Linked DNA regions of Homo sapiens: region 2 is linked to region 1. A link is a loop called in an ENCODE intact Hi-C map of the cell type or tissue named here. Cell type or tissue: chondrocyte. All regions are shown on one strand. Links, peaks and the distances in the headings refer to the core of each region. The heading gives the core; the rest is flanking DNA. Region 1 holds the start of GALNT16 (polypeptide N-acetylgalactosaminyltransferase 16). Region 2 overlaps GALNT16 (polypeptide N-acetylgalactosaminyltransferase 16).

The links. Hi-C counts contacts between places; a loop is a spot of excess contacts. Peaks named below come from ENCODE experiments on the same cell type or tissue, not always from the same donor. Only the 100,000 strongest peaks of a DNase experiment are listed, where the experiment ranks them.
Region 2: a loop joins it to region 1, with 4 times the contacts of the local background. A loop is called at or near these places in 13 of 110 quality-filtered maps.

Annotation. Positions count from the first base shown.
Region 1 is chr14:69,256,819-69,265,144 of GRCh38, reverse strand. It overlaps GALNT16 (polypeptide N-acetylgalactosaminyltransferase 16), which reads right to left and starts at 4,987. Exons shown (of 15, transcript NM_001168368.2): 1 at 4,678-4,987. The coding sequence starts at 4,854. It overlaps GALNT16-AS1 (GALNT16 and EXD2 antisense RNA 1), which reads left to right and starts at 4,618. Exons shown (of 4, transcript NR_184249.1): 1 at 4,618-4,855; 2 at 7,844-8,091. RefSeq lists a silencer at 3,882-3,941. In chondrocyte, for the core only: CTCF peaks have their summits at 3,840 (motif pointing left), 5,100 and 5,300; DNase peaks (open chromatin) are centred at 3,724, 4,491, 4,911, 5,454 and 1 weaker place.
Region 2 is chr14:69,312,253-69,320,578 of GRCh38, reverse strand. The region is part of intron 1 of GALNT16 (polypeptide N-acetylgalactosaminyltransferase 16); the gene reads right to left. Among named protein-coding and RNA genes, the nearest start is that of GALNT16-AS1, 56 kb to the right of the region's middle. In chondrocyte, for the core only: a CTCF peak has its summit at 3,586 (motif pointing right); DNase peaks (open chromatin) are centred at 3,338 and 7,188.

The DNA.
Region 1 (8,326 bases), core at 206-8,205:
AATCAGGCCCTTTATATCTGAACATTTTTGGCTGGGCGCAGTGGCTCACGCCTGTAATCCCAGCACTTTGGGAGGCCAAGGTGGGAGGATCCCCTTGAGTCCAGAAGTTTGAGACCAACCTGGACAACATGGAAAGACCCTGTCTCTACAAAAATATATAAAAATCAACCAGGTGTGGTGGCACACACTTGTAGTCCTAGCTATTCAGGATGCTGAGGCAGGGGAATCGCTTGAGCCCAGGAGGTGAAGGTTGCAGTGAATCATGACTGTGCCACTGCACTCCAGCCTGGGTGACAGAGTGAGACCCTGTGTCCAAAAAAAAAAAGAAAGAAAAAGAAAAGAGAAAATAAAAAAAGAAAAGAAAGAAAAGAAAAAAATCTGAACATTTTGACAAAGGGAATTGTGGGTGTTTGTGCTTCTTCCTCCTCACTCTCTTTCTCAAGTGTGGTACCTAAACCAATTAAATACAAAATCACTTTCTGTTATTATATTTAGGCAAATCATATTCCCACAGTTCCAAAATGCACACATTATAAATAAAATATAAATTATTTTAGATCTTATTAAAGCATCCGCTCTCTGAGAACACTACCAGAAAAGCCATCATTTGCATCCCCTTCTGCTAGGTAAGTGGGGGCTTCCTGCGAGGCCTCAAGGGTTCCTGTGGGACCTTCCACTGACAGGAGCATGTTCCTCCATAAGCAGAAACTTCACAACACCTTTCAGGAGAACTCCCCCTTAAAGCCATGTATTTACATCTAGAAATGGAGCTATCATCTGCTTATCTCAGGATCAACAAACCTTGCAAATCATTTAACTCAATTTCAGCCGACAAAATAACCAAGGTCCAGAGATGTTAAGTATTGTGTCCATGGTCATTCAGTAGTATCCCAATTTCAGGCTAAGAAACTCCGGTTTAAGAAATTCTTGCCTAAATCTTTCACAGTTCTAAATAGGAGACTGTTGACACAAATGAGTGCACCTATACCGAAAATGAGTAGTCTTTTTAAAAAATGTAAAGTGAAATTCCATATAACACCTTAGCCTCCCACCCATGCCTGTTAGTGAACTGGCATATGGAAAACCTAAGTCCCAAACCAAAACAACCACAAATGTTCTCGCCAACTGTGAGGACTGAAGACTCAAGGCCGGCTGTGTCAGCCCTGCCTCCCAGTTTGGCTGCTGTCCTGTCCCAGCGTGCATCAGTGTAGATTCAAGGGGATGTCCCCAAATCTACTGCCTCGCTGCATCGGGTACAGCATGGAAAAATCACAAACCTTGCCGCATCGTAAGCAGCCATATAGGGATGGAATCAGTATCTCCCTTTAGCTTTACAGATTCCATAGCCAAATTTTTCACATCAAAATTGGTGACACTTGGGCCGACAGCAGGACAGAATATTAAAAATCAGGACCTTCTTGAGAAATCTGGCCATACGGTTGCCATGCCGACACCCTGTAATGCCAAACAGGCATCTCCAAGGTCCAGAAGCAACTTGGCTGGCTTCAAATAGTCCAGACATTGTGAAAGCAGAGCTGCCTCCAGGTCCAGGCGCTTCTGCAGACCCTCCCTTTCCCAGCTCAGCTCTCTGATTCCCCAAGGGAGCAATGATGACGCCTGTCTGAATTTGCCAGCCTCTGACAGCAGGGCTAGCCACATCATTCTCTAAGAATCTGAAAATCCACATGCAGCATCCTGGCCCAACTAGACAGAGAAATGTTTCTGAATAAGCGGTTACCACAAATTGCAGGGAGAAAGTAAATCCTCAGCTGCACCTGCCCCTTTTAAGTTGAACAAAGCATTCAATGCCTGCAGAAGCTTGAACGTACATCCCCCACCTCCTTACTTAGAGCCACCTCCTTACTTAGAGGTTACAGTTGATAATAAAATATTAAGGAGATATGAATATAATACAATAATATTAGGGGGATGTGAAGCATTGACTGCCCCCAGAAATGGGTGAGAATCCTATTTCACTCCTTTAAGAAGCCTTGCTGTGCACTTTAGGAGGCTGAGGTGAATGGATCACATGAGGTCAGGAGTTTGAGACCAGCCTGGGCAACATGATGAAACCCCATCTCTACTAAAAATACAAAAATTAGCTGAGAGTGGTGGCGCATGCCTGTAATCCCAGCTGCTCGAGAGGCTGAGGCATGAGAATCGCTTGAACCCGGGAGGTGGAGGTTACAGTGAGCCGAGATCATGCCACCTCACTCCAGCCTGGGTGACAGAGTGAGACTCCATCTCAAAAAAAAAAAAAAGAAAAAAAGAAATCTTGCTGTGTGCATCAATGTGGGGATGCAAGGAGCTTCCAGCACAGTTCCCGCATGCATCACTTACATTCAGCTGCAAATCACATGGAAGAAATAACTGGAAGAGAGGAATACAATGAAACAATGCAAGGCAGTTGTCAAAAGTGGTGCCTGACGGGGGGGTCAGTGCTGGTGGAACAGGCATCTAAAGCTTAAGAACAAAGAGGGAGCTGGCTGTGCCCCTAAGTGGCCACAGAAGGCTCTGCCACTCCCAGGGACTTCCATTCTCCCTTTCTTCCTGCACCTTCACTTCCCAGCTCCCAGGTATCTCCCTGATACTCCTTCATACTTTAAACTTAGCTTCCCGCTCTGAGACCTTTTCTTACCTGCAGCAAGTCAAACCCTGTGGGAATAAGCAGGGACAAGAGGATGTTTACTGGTGATTCTCATGACCTCCAATTCCCACCCCTCAAAATGAGTGCTGAATCCTTCCAGCAGGTCCCCTACACCATTCTGGGACTCTTGAGAAATGTGAGCGGCCCTCCCAGTGCATCTTACAGGACTCTGGAAGGAGCAGGAGAGAGGTGCATGGGCCAGGTCAGGGTTCAGGTTCCGGGTTCCAAAGCAGAGGCTCTGAGCAGCAGTCTCCTGTGCTCTCTTCCCTCCTCTCCTCCCTGCCCAGCCTCTTTCTCCGCCCCTTCCAACTCAGACCCTCTTCTCATCGCCTCACCAGAAAGAGGGACAGAGCATCTGGCCAGCCTGCCTTGCCTGAGACTAGGGCTCTTCCTGCCACTGAGTATGAATGTGGCAGCCTGGGCTCCTGGAGAGGAAGCTCCCTGGGGTCTGGAGGCCACTGCTGGTTTGGACAGTTCCAGCTCCAACCTGTCCCTCTGCTCAGATCACAACACTCTGGGGCCTCAGCACAGGAGGCTTTTCCTTATCAGTTTTCTGTCCAAAGGGCGACAAGTGCTTTGGAAACAGTGTCCTGGGAGAACAGCCCAGAAGGGAACAGTGCACCTAATCAGGCTTGCCCCCAGAGAGTTCACCCAGACTGGTATCTAGGACAAAACCCACAACCTCACCCCCCCGCCCCAGGTCTCCTCAGGCAAAGCCCTGAAATAATGTTTCCTTTGCAGGGGACTCGGAATCTGGGGCAGGATGGGAATATGAGGGGACACTCTCCAATGAACTTCCCGATATTCCTGGGGTTCAGATCCGCGTCTGGATGCGTTTCTCGGATTCGGCTCCACACAAGCCTCAGCCCTCCGGACCTTGCACCTCCCCCGCGGATCTCCTCACCCCTCCACCCCCAGGCCCAGATCTTTCCTTGTCGGAATCGCCACGCTTCCTCACTCCTTTACCCCCGCCCCACTCGGCTCTCCTCTTCCTGGTCCTCATCCGGCCAGGCTGCCCCGCCCTGGTAGTTCCCGAGGGTCGTCCGAGGCTCTCGTCCACCAACCGCCCCCGTCTGGAAGAATGCGCCCGCTCGAGCGCACTCTCGGCGGGTGCCAAAGCCTCCCGCCTCAACAGGTGCCCCTGCCTGGCCACGCACAGCTCTGTCACCTGGGGCTCGGACGGAGACGGCGACAGGATCGCCCCCTGCAGGGCGGCTGCGGCTCCGCACGCCCCCGCCCGGGTCCCCAGAGCGCCAAGGGCCCCCGCAGCCCCGCCGCCGCCCCCGCTGTGCCACACTGCCTTTGTTTCCCTGCCCGCTTAGATGTCGCGAGGCTGACTTCATGCAAGGGTATCGCCAAGTTCGGGCGCTGACACTGCCCACCTACCCGTGGTGGCGGACCCTAAGGTTGGGAGTGAGAGACGCGTACAGTGCGAGACCTCTCCTCAACCCAGAGAACTCCGGGGAAGCTGGGTGTCCGCGCCGAAGAAGCGGGTTCAAGTTGACCCGGCTCAGAAGGGGGTTCGAAGCCAGGCGCAGCGCCTAGAGAGCCTTCCCCTACCCACGCCCCCACCCGATGTCCTCTGCCCCCAGAAGGCTGGAGAGGGGCTGCGCACTGCCACCTACGCGCTCGGCTGCGAGTGGTTCCCACCGCCCGCTCGCCGCGCGCTGGGCCCGGCAGCCTTCCGGGGCACACGAGGCTCCCGCAGCCCCCAGACTCCCGGCCCCGGCAGCGCAGAGCCGGGAGAGCCGCCACGTTCCCAGCCGCGCGCGCACGCCGGGCCCACCAAACTTGCAGCACTTTCTCCCAGCCCCCACCCTCTGTCACCCTCCCTTAGTCGGTGCGCCCCAGCCCCGCCGCCCGGCAGAGGTTGCCATAACAACGGGCAGGAATGCTCCAACATATACAAAGCCGGCCCGGCGCAGCGGGCACTCAGCCCTGGCCGGGCCCCGCGCCCTCGGCCGCCGCGCAGGGTCTGGACGCGCGCCGCGGCTCCCTAGCCGGCCGGCCGACGCTCGGGGCGTACTCACAATGAGCGGGATGGTGCGGTCCTCGCGGAGCTGCTCCGACCTCCTGCCTGCCCTCTGCGCGCCCCGGCCGCCGGAGGATGCTGCGTGGGCTCGGTTGTCCTGCCATAAGTAGTAGAAAGTGCCCAGGATCCAGGCTACGGTCAGGATGGCGATGGCATTGGCGCGGATCTTCCTCATGGTGGGCAGACGGGCGCCCCAGGTGGGGGACTGGGCCGGCGTGCTCTCGGGGCCGGGGCGGGGGCGCTCGCAGCCCCAGCTGTTTGTTTTCGCTCGCGCCTAGCTGCTCAGTCCTGCAGAGCAGAAAAAGGAGAGAGGTGGGGGGGCGGGGGGGTGATAGGGAGAGACAGGATCGCGGAGCGATCCTCACGGTCCTAATGCCCTTCAGCCCCGAGCGCGCGCGTCCCCCGGGCGCCCATTCATTCGTGCGCAGGGCCGGCCCCGCGCTCCAGCCGCCGCCGGCTGACCCACCAGGCCACTGCGCACTGGGAGAGAAGCGCGCCGAGTGGGAAGCGGCGCGGGCCTTCCTCCCGCGCCCGGGAACCCGGCGAGACAGACGCCCGCGGCGGAATGGCGACTGGCCAAAGCCAGCCTCGGCTCCCACCGCTAGGTGACCGAACGCCCGGCAGCTGCCCCCGCGCGGCCCTGGTCGGTCCTGCCGACCCACACCCACCCCCGGACCGAGCGGCCTTGAGTCACCGACTGGAGACGCGCGACCCCCGACCTGGGCCCGCGCCGCGAGCTGCAGTTCCGGGCTGCGCTCTGGCGCGGGATTCAAGGTGTGTTCGGCGAGTCCTTGTGTAGGGGCGGCTGGGCGGGGGAGAGTCCTGAGTTTGTACTGGAATCTGCAGCTGAGATTAGCCAGACCGGGCCCGCCCAGAGGAGGGATTGGAAGCTGGTGCACTTGACATTCGAAGAGCGCGAAGGGGAAACGACGCTGCCTCACACCCAGTGCTAGGAGAGTGCGGGTACGGCCCTTCCACATTTTTCGCTGGCCTGGGGCTCCCAGATTTCACGATGCTTCCCTCTATCCCGCCTCATTGACCCCTGGACAACCCTGAAATATCATCGTCAGCATTATTTCATCGGAAAGAAGGGCAGCAAGAGAGGCCGGATGATTCTCCCAAGGCCACACAGCTAATTAGTGGGCAGAGCCCAGTCTAGAAGCCATCTCACCATCTGACACCTTTCGACAAAGTGCAAAACGCGGTGGTGAGAGACGAGGACACAGACATTAAGATTCCGCTCCAGCCCTAGAGGCACTGAGAATCAGAACGTGAACTACTCTTCACTCCAGGCAGAAAGCAAGAGGCTTGGATGAGTTTTAGGAAACCAGCACAGTGTCGGGCACAGAGCGCTCAATGAATAGATGTGTAACAACAAAGTAGGGATCCAACAGAGGAAGAAATAATTTATTGTAAGGTGGCCTTTGGGAAAGCTCTCAGAAAGGTGGATGAATCACTTAAGAGGTAAGGAAGGGGGAGGTGAGGACAGGGGAGAGACTGCAGAAATAGGCCTTGCAAAAATCCAGAGGATGGAAGAGCTTGATGTGTTCAAGAGAGAGAGCTGCCAGGCGTTGCAGGGGGCCTAGGATTTGATAGGAGTTGAGGTTGGCCAGGCTGGGTGAGTCTGAACTCAGGAGGTCCTTGAATGCCGGGGCAGAGTTGTTGAGGAGTCTGCTTCCTGCTGGCACTGCTGGACACCATGGCTACTCCGAAGACCCACATAGGGTCCAGCCTCTAAATGAAGCCATCTGGGGAATCAGGCAAACTGAAGTCACAGCATCATGCCCCCCCACAAGCATCCCATGAGCACCACCCTGACAGATAGAAGTAAAATCAGGTGGCTTTTCTCCATTTCTCCAGCACTCGAGACTGAACCGCACATATAATAGATGCTCAATACATTTCTGTTGAGGTGAAGAAACCCTAGTTGGGTTTTTGCTGAGGAAAACCCAGGGTCATTACTGCAATACGATATCCTCACTCAGAAGACTAATTACGATGACACTTAGACAAGTCCAAAAGTGACCCACGCAGGAATGGGACCTAGAAAGAAGAGAATGCACAAAGAGGGCCTCACAAAGGGTCTACACAAGTAGCAGGGAATTTCAGGCATAAGGTGTGGCAGTCACAACAGGGGCAGGAGTCTGGAGACGCCAGATGCTCTCCCAGGTCTCTCTCCCCTGGGGAGTTTAATAAGACTGCGCCAGGGGCCAGGGCTTGTTTGCATAGATGGAGAAAACCACTGCCAAACCTCCATCTGGTTTCCGCAGGAATCATGGGGCAGATCCAGCGGTGCCATTTGTGGGAGGCCAGGAAAGACCTTGCTCCTTGGGAATCAGGCTCCACAGGCCTCTCAGGTCAACCAAGAAAATGTAAGGGAACTACCCTCCTGGTGCCCCCATTTTCACACATCTCTCAGGTGAGCCAGGTGAAAACTTGGGGAGTAGCCCTGTTGTCATAGGCTGCTCCCCTCATCCCAGCCTGGTCTGTGCATCTCTAGTTGCCTTTGGATGTGGGATTCGAAGACATCACATCACCTATCACCTCCTGGTAAAAGGCTCCAAACTCACCCCTCGGCACGGGGATGAAGCTGGACCATGCTGACTGAAACCAGACAGTTGGGGCTTCTGGTGACTCCAAAAGGAAGGCTCCATGGGGGGAAGGAGGGAGGGGTGGGATGGGCTGGAATGTGGCAGGGTTTCTCACATCTCACCACTTACTGCCCAGGGCTCAGTGGTGAGGATGCTATATATCTGCCCCAAATGGTCACTCCTGGTAGTTCTGTCCCTGAGAGAAGGTTTGCTTGGCCCCCACCACCAGAAAGACTGCACAGAAGTGAAGCGTAGCCTCTCTAGATGACTTCACCACAGTTGTTCCTTAGTTGGGCACTTCCCTGGGGGATGATGGGGGTGGGGTGGGGGTAAGACAGCAAGTAATTGCCATGCTCATTTGACTGACAGGAATTCCACATAGACAGAGGTGGAGTAATGTGCCTGAAGCCATAGGCACTCTGGCAGAGCTAAAGACCAGGAATTGCCACCTTGGCTACAGTCTGTGGTCTTCGTTTCAGATTGTAATCCCAAGTGGGTGCAGAACTGGCCCTCCCTGGGATAGGTTTCAATGCTCAGAAATGACAATGAGTGTTGTTTCCTCTCTGGTACTAGGAATGGACTCCAGCAGCATCACAGAATCAAAGCAACACCTAAGGAATTCACTGTTTCTTCACATACTTTGAACTGTGAAAACAAGAGTCATCATAATAGCTGCAGTTTACTCAGTACCTACCAGGTACTGTCACCTATACTGTCTCTAAAGCCCCTACAACCCTGAGCTAAGGATGATCATATCCCCAACTGCAGATGATGACACTGAAGCTCAACGGCTACTCAACTTGCCTGGAATCCTACAGCAAGTAAGTGGTGAAGCTCGGTTTAAGTCCTGTGCCATTTTCAACGCTTGTGTCTGGGTACGAGTACAGGGCTTCTGAGGCCACTGGGAAATCTGCAGTGTGGTCTGAATTTCTGTATGCAGGAGTCTCACTTTCCCTGCCCACAGTTCTCCGTTTTCTCATCCATAAAAGGAGGGATATAAGATGTCCTGGGGTGGGGGGGTCTCACCAACTGTGCCACTTTGAACTTGCATTTCCT
Region 2 (8,326 bases), core at 176-8,175, 55 kb before region 1:
GACCATTATCTCCCCCACTGTACAGAAGAGAAAACTGAGGCTCAAGAGGGTTTCTTTTTTTTTCTTTTTTTCTTTTTTTTTTCTTTTTTTTGACACAGGGTCTTATTCTGTCACCCAGGCTGGAGTGCAGATCTTGGCTCACTGCAACCTCTGCCTCCCAGGTTGAAGCGATTCTCCTGTCTCAGCCTCCCAAGTAGCTGAGATTACAGGTGCGCACCACCACGCCTAGCTAATTTTCATAGTTTTGGTAGAGGTGGAGTTTCGTGGTGTTGGCTAGGCTGGCCTTGAACTCCTGACCTCAAGTGATCCACCCACCTCAGCCTCCCAAAGTGCTGGGATTACAGGCATGCGCCACCGCGCCCGGCCATCAAGAGGCTTTTTAAAAAGCATCCAGGGTCAGAGCTATTAAGTCACAAGGTCTGGATTTAAACTGGTCATTCCGACTCCAAAGCCCATGCTCTTAACCAATGTTCTTTGCGGGATATTGGGGGGGTGAGTCCTGGAGTGCACCAGACCTCTAAGGCAAGGTGTCCTGAGGGGACTACAAACCAGAATGGATGCTGCCAAGCGCCTGCAGATTGACAGTCTCCTAGGCAGAAACTTGGGCCTAGCCCTGGCCTAGGCATTATATGAGGCACCCGATCAGTAAAACACCAGGGCTTGGACAATCTGCTGCATAAAGAACTACCTGTAAGGACAGCAAACCCCTGCAGGCTGATGCCAGAGCTACCAGAACTCAAGTGCTCAGACAGTGATGCATCTTCTCTGGGACTTTTGCTTGCTCCTGAAATGGCCCCTGTAAGATCCACTGGTCCCCAGGCACTAAGTGCTGGGCAGTGATGGATGGCAGATGCCATTGCCCATCCCGTTCCTTCATGGCCACACCCTACCCTGTGCTCCCAGAGTCTCCAGCAACAGACACTGGGGAAGGACACATCTGAAATTAACAGATGGATGCAAGCACCCTGACATCTCATTACTTGAACCAAACTGCTGGCTGGATGTTCTCCAGAGTGCCATGAAATATCATCAACTGTGGGTACATCCCAACTCCAACTTTCCGCCCAACCATCAGCCCTGGGCTGAAGCTGGGGCCCCAGAGGAAGCAGAAAGGAGGGTGAGAATTGCCCACTCACAAAACTCTTGCATGAGGATGCTATCACAGGCCTAGTCCTAGAGGGATGGTCCCAGCAAGGCAGCTAGACCTGTGGGGAGTGGATCGCTGTGTGGAATGACACTGGGACTGTCACCAGCAGCTCAGGGCCTCTATGTTCCCCTGAGAGCCTAGCCCCCGACCTCACTGGACAGGCATGCCCAGGGTCCGGGGAGCTCTGATCTCCTGAACTGCTGCCACTCTGTAGCGATACTACCTTCTAGGGTTGCCTCCTGTCCTAGGAGCCAGTTGGAGGTTCCCTGAGGGCAGAACAGTGAGGGAGATGTCCTCGTGTCCACTGGGCCCACCCCATGCTAGACACAGATGCTCATGATGGTAACACTGCTGTGGCTGCTGTGTGGAACACTGAGGTGGTGCCATGCCAGAGACTGAACAGATGTGGCGGAGCCCCCAGTGAACTCAAAATCCATTTCAGGAAAGACGGAAGATGGAAGGAAGGAAGGAGGGAGAGAGGGACAAAAGGAATGTTCTGGCTTGGGCCCTGGATCGCCAGAAGGATCCAAGCCATCCAACTCTGAAAGGGAGAGTGATTCTTTTTGTCCTTCCCACCTGGGAGAGCGATGGATGCCCTCTTAGCTCTAGGTCAGGGAAATGGAACGGAGCCTCCAGTTGATGGCAAAGGAGCTAAAATTAAAGAAAAACTGCAGAGGGATGATTTGCTGAAGCTCCCAAAGGGAGAGTATGCACTTCGTTATCCTCCAGGTCAGCTGTGGGAAATAGCCATGTTTGTTTATTTAGGACTTACGGCCACTCTGTGGGCTCAGGAAACCTCTGAGTCCTCATCCCACACTCATTCATTGCCCAGTGAACATTGACTGACAGTCACCCATCTACCAGGCACTGGGGCACCCTTCTGAATCACCTAAACATGCATTCATTTGTTTATGAATGCTTGCATTCACTCATCCATTCATGCATGCATTCATTCAACAAAGCTCCACCAAGCGCCTCCTATGTGCCAGGAAGCAGAAGTAAGGTTTCTGAGATAGTTCCCCCTGCCCCAGCCTGCTGCCTTCCCCACTTCATTCAAGGCTTCCTCAGGGCCATGGAGACTGTTGGGGAAGAATGTCTGCTCAGGCCCAGGCTCTCTAGAGAGGTTCCTCCCAAGGCCTCGAAATTGAGTTACACATCCTCAAAGATGCTATTGGGAAAAGTAAAGTCTGCTGTTCCCTTCCACAAGCCATACTCTCTGGGTGGTCCAACCCCGCTCCAGGTGGTATCAGGGTTTGGGGTTTGACTCTTCACCTGTGAGACAGGTGTCATGGAAACAACAGGCCCAGAGGCCTTAGCTCTCCTTTCAGGATGACCCTGCTGTTCCTTGGGGTTGGAGCTGAAATGTCAGTTGGCCCTGAGCCAGTGAAGTGAAGGGGATCCTGAGGAAGGGTAGGTTGTGGCTCCTGGCCACAATTCCATGACCTCTGAAGGGCTTTCACTTCCTCTCTCCTCAGCTCTCTCTGGCCTCGCCCCGGTCACCACCCAGAGCCGTTCTACTTCCGATATGTAACCCCAGTTCCCATGCCCAGATCATAATCATTTCCTTCCAGCTCTTGAACTCCTCCTTTTGCCTTTAGCCCCATTCTTTGATCTTGAGACTTCAGGTCTTTGAATGTCCCACGGGTGCCCCTAACTTGGCATCTCAAAACAAATTCCCCACTTATCCCAAAGCTGCTGCTTCTCCTGCATTCCCTGTTGCCGAGATGAGCAGTTCCACCCAAGTCATGAATTCACAAAATCGTCTTTGATGCCCTCCCATGCTCCATAGCCTGATTCAATGTCTGCCCTGTGTATTCATAGGCAGTGTACTTAACAACACTGGTATTAACTCAGCAAATACTGAGTGAAAACCTACTATGTACATACACTGGGTAAGAGGCTGGGAATGTGGAAATAAACAAAAGGCAACATAACCCCTAGAACAGGAATCCAAGCATCTGGTCCCTTTCATGCCCCATCCCATGCCAGGCTTGGCCATGGAGGATCAGAAAGAAGAAACCGCCAACCCCAAGCTCAGAGCGGAGCTGGAGAACTGACCACAGAACCTCACCCCACCCTGACTCCCACTGGAGCAGGAGTCTGCAGATGTCGTGTGACCAGTGGATGCTGTTTCCCTCCTCCCCTCTTCTAAAGGGGAACTGTGCTGCTGCTAGCCTGCATTCCATCCATGTTGCTCACTAAGTGTATTGGCGAGGGAGTAAATGCATCATTTGGCACTTGGCTGCAGGACCATGAGGAGCTATATCTGGACCAGCTCAAGAGACTGGAGATCCTGGGCTTGGAGCCACTAGATGGGACTAGCTTGGCTGCCCTCTCTGGAGGGGGTAGTGAAAGTATTTTGGGTTGTTGGTGGAATTCTTATGTCAAGCAGGGGCACATGTCACATGACACTGACATTTGTGCTTTACTTCTCTTTCTTTTCCACTAGATGGTGAGCTCTTCCTCATGGGGCTCCCTGCACCTGGCACACAGTAGGTACTCAACAGGTGGTTGCTGAATCAAGGAATAGATAAGTAAATGAATGAATACCTAAATATTGTCCCTGCTCTCAAAGGACCTATAATCAAATGGAGAGAAAACAGCAAACAAATGGGACCCTGTGATACATCACGTGACCTTCAGTGCCCCCCCCCCTCACAGACTACAAGCCCCCAAGCTCACAATGGCCTGAGGCGCTCTCTGGGCAGGTGTCACCTTGCTGAACTTGCTTCCACTGCTGCCCCTTACTTGCTCTGCTCCAGCCACACTCTCTTTCTGTGGAAGGCTCCTCTGTGTAGGGCCTGCAGGGCCCTGCTCAAACCTCCTGCAGGACGCTGCTCAAACCTCACCTCCTCTGTGAGCCTTCCCCAACCACCACATGTAACTCTGTGACCCCAACCCGACCCTCTCATTCCCTGCCCTCCTGCAGTGTTTTGCTTCTCCTAAGGCACTCATTGCAATCTCACAGTCTATATGTGCTTTACTTATTTATTTTAGGGTTTTGGCTACCTCTCCCCACAAGATTATAAGCTTCACTAGGGCAGGGGTTTTCTGTTTTGTCTCATGCTGAATCCCAAAGCCCAGAGAAAAACCTTGGTGATTGTAGGCACTCAAAAACAATAGCTACTGAATACATGTGTAATCTCAAGCCTCTCCTTCCTCCTTTCCCCACCATCCCTGCACCCTTGGCCAAATACAATACTTGAGACTGAGGTGGACCAAGCCGGCGTATGGTAGTTTGCCTGTCTTGGAGATCTTCTTCCCCACTCATAGGCTTCTGGCAGGACTGTCATTCACTGTCCCCTGTCCCACCAACACCCCAAGCACCACCACAAGGGTGAGCACAAGACCCTGGCTAGGCCAATCTCATTACTGCACCTCTAGACACAGTGATTGGTTCAGGAATGGTCATTTGATTTGATCTGGGCCAATCAGAATCTTCCCTGAGACTTTTCTATACAATGAACTTTTTTTTTTGCCAGCACTGCCAAGCGTGCAAAATGAGAATCTTCTTGTCCATCACATGGAGAAACCTTGTCTGAAAAATGAACCAAGAAGAAACAATCAGAACCAAGAGATGTAAAGTATCTATCTACCTACCTACCTACATATTTTTTTTTTTAAAAACTGATTTGAGTTGGGTGTTCTTCTCTAGTGACCAAAAGTTCAGAGATATCAGTCCTGCAGTTCTTCCAATAAATAGAAAATCATTCTCCACAAGTAAAAAACAAAGTCAAACCCAAAACCCAACAAGTGAGTCACTGACAACAATGACAGTCACTGGTGTCAACACTCCATTCCAAAATATCAGGCCCGTCTTTGGCATTTGGCCAGTGGCTTAAGTCTAGAGTTGGGTGGGGCATTCCCAGCCTTCCCCAGCAGGCAGGGCGGTGTTCAGGCTTTGAGACTGGGGGTTCCATCTGGACCATGGCTCCAGAAGCCCTGGTGTTGCCATGGTGAGGAAGGAAGGTTGGGGAGATGGTGAGTGACAGGCTGACGAGCCTCCCACATCCTTCCAGCCTCCTGCTGAGAGTTCTTGGCTGATGTTTAGACAGTTGCCTCCCTCCCCAGTCTTTGTACTTTTAGGGAGTGCCAAATCCAGCACTTCCGTGTCCAATAGGTCAATCACATCTGAAATGGTTTAAGTTGAAATAATGACTTTTTTCTATAAAATGGGAAGAATTACTGTCTCACCTTGGACAGCTTTATTTTCAGTCTATCATTTCGATTAGACCTTGAAACTTCCCTAACTTGCTTCAGTTTTTTTTTCCAGCTAGATTTGCTTATTGCTTCCTGCTAAATTTAGGAAACAAACAGCAAAGAAGAAGGTTTAAAATAAGAAAGGAAAATATTTTCCATGTCATTTTCATCAAAAACAGTTCAGTCCAAATCTCCAAGCCTTGTAAACTTTCTTTTAAAACATACACATACCCCTAAATTTTAGATTTAAACAGCTCTGACTCATTTTAAATAATTGTTGCCCAATTTTCTTTTACTGCCAGTAAAACAGGTACCTGCTGGGTTTACCTTTCACTAAATTTCAATGAAACTGCAAGTAAAAAGGCTCTGGCCCTATTTTATGGATGGCCCCTGACTTTTTTCCTGAGTCTGCTATAAACCAAAAACACCTGGTGAATAAAATGTGATTTCCAACCACTCCCCACTCCCCTGGGAGTAAAATCTTACCTGATTCTCTGTCCCAAGTTGAAAGACTGCCATTCATTATGAGAGCTGGGAAGCTAAGCACATAATTCGACATCTCTGAGCTCAAGGTCTCAGGTTCCAACTCTTCCAAATGAAAAGGAGGGTTCCACAGGGCCTCCCTGAGCCTGCCTCAGGAAGTAGCCAACCCCACTGGGCTGCCAGTGGTCTCATCCAACCAGACAAGGTGCTGCAGGTTGCACAGGGCCAGGAACCTCAGGTTGGGTACAGGGGAGGCCTGAGTGGAGTATCAAGGGTCCCTCAGGAGTCTGCTCCAGACATGTCCCCATCTTCTGCTGCACATTGCCTCAAAAGTGGCAATTATAGAAGTGACTGGCCAGGGCTTTGAACTCTCATGGCTCTGGTATAGAATGGCAGTTCTTACTGCTCTCTGGCCTTGGAAAGTCACTTCCCTTTCTGAACATGTTTCTTCTTCATCTGGAAAATGGAAATTATCAAGAATGCAATGCATATAATGTGCTTTGCACAGTGCCTGGCACATAAATTGTGATTATTATTATTAACTAACGAATTGTTATTAACTATTATTATATACGTTGTCTGCCTTTTTGTCAGTAGTTCTCAACCTTGGCCACACATTAGAATCACGTGGGAAGATGGCAAAAAGCCTGATGTCCAGGCCATACCCAAGACCAACTAAACCAGAATCTCTGGAGGTGGGACAAAAGCATCAGATGTTTTTAAAGCTCTCCAGGCAGTTCCAATGTGCTACCAAGTTGAGAGCCGCTGCTTTGTACAAACTCATGATGGTGAGGGGCTAATCACAGGATCTTGGAACTACGAGGGACCTTAAAGGCTATCTCCTCTGACCCCGTTCCCAGGAAGGCTAACCGCGAGTCTGGTTTTTGGCCTATATTTGTATTGACCAGGAACTTCACCATCAGCAGAGCCAACTGAAACTCAGCTAGAGCCACCATGGTTACTATGGAAATCCACTACCTTGCAACACTTCTGTCCCACAGGCCTGGGAGGCCCTAGTTTAATTACATATCCAGAACACGAGATAGGAGCTGCCTGGGGAAACCCACCTAAGGCCTCCAGTTAGATTTCCCAACACATCCTAATATGACTCCTCCAGGGGTACTGATGACTGCACAGCTTTCCAACACTACTGGTTTCACTGAGAAAGAGTTCCTGTGGCCTTATGAGTGCTTGTGGTTCCAGTGATCTCACCAAGAAAGTGGAGGGAGGCCCACTGCTTATTCCCCTAGGGATCTGAGCCACCCAGGGTCCTCTACCTAAGGCTAGGCCAAGGCATCAGGCCCGCCATTCCAGGCAGTCTCTGCTCAGACCCGAGGGTCCTCTCCAGGTCCACCAGGCTCCCCAGGTCTCCATTTCCCGCCCTTTGCCCAGCCCAGAGGCCATCTGCGGATGGAGGGAGTGTGAGGCTGGTCCATGCCAGAGATATGTGATGCTCGGCTTGCATCTGCTTATCAGTTTCGCCAGTGCAAATCAAGCATCTCTGAGTCTGTGAAGGGTACAAAAGCCCTACCTGATCCTTCCAGCCACAGCTGCTGTAGCCCAGAGTATGGGGGGAAGACTGGGCATCTTCAACAGGAATGAGCTGATGCTGACGGCTCATTGAGGGTCTACTGTGCACTGGGTGCTATGCCAAGGGCTTATTTCTATCTCCAAATGCTCCTCTTATTCTTATTTTACAGAGGTGGAAACTGAGGCCTAGAGGTACAATAGTATGCCCAAGGTCACATAGCTGCTGAGTGGCTTAGCCGGGACCAAAATTGAGGCTGTCTGGCCACAGAGCCTAAGCACAAAGCTTTCTCTGTGTGCCTTCAGACCAGCTTGTGGCTCAGATGTCCTTGGCATCCCCTCTTGCCAATTCTGAGTCCTCAGCTCCAAAGCAGGCTGGCCTCTGGTGCCCGGCACACAGCTGAGTCCTGACAAGCTCAGGCTGGAGGTCGCTTCCTTCCTTGGCTCAAGGATCAGGGCATCAGCTCGTGGCTCAGATAGGGACTTGCCCAGTGCTGTCACTCCTTGGCCTGGACATGCGCTTCTTGACTATGGCTCAAAAGAACATGGAAGAACAGAAAAATACAAGAGTTTGTGTACTCAGACCAAATCAGCACACCACCAGATTTCCTGGGTCCTCTCAGCCAGCGACACCCTCAAGGTCCTGATGACCCTCAGCAGCAGTCACACCTAACGGGAGACAAAGTCATTCTTGCTCAGGGTACCAGTCCCTCAAACAACCTGGTCCTGCTCTATGGCTGAGGAAAAGGACATGAGCAGGATGAACTGCTGAGACAGGACAACCTCAAGGCAACTGAGGCCCCAAGAAACACCCTCTGGGCTAACATGGGGTCCAGGTCGGTGCCACTTCTGCTGTAGTCACAAGCGCAAAGCGTCAAGGTCTGCATGCCATCATTGTACTTCAGGTATTTCACAGTCAGTATCTATCGAACACGGACTGATCACAGTTAATTTAAAAAAAATTTTTTT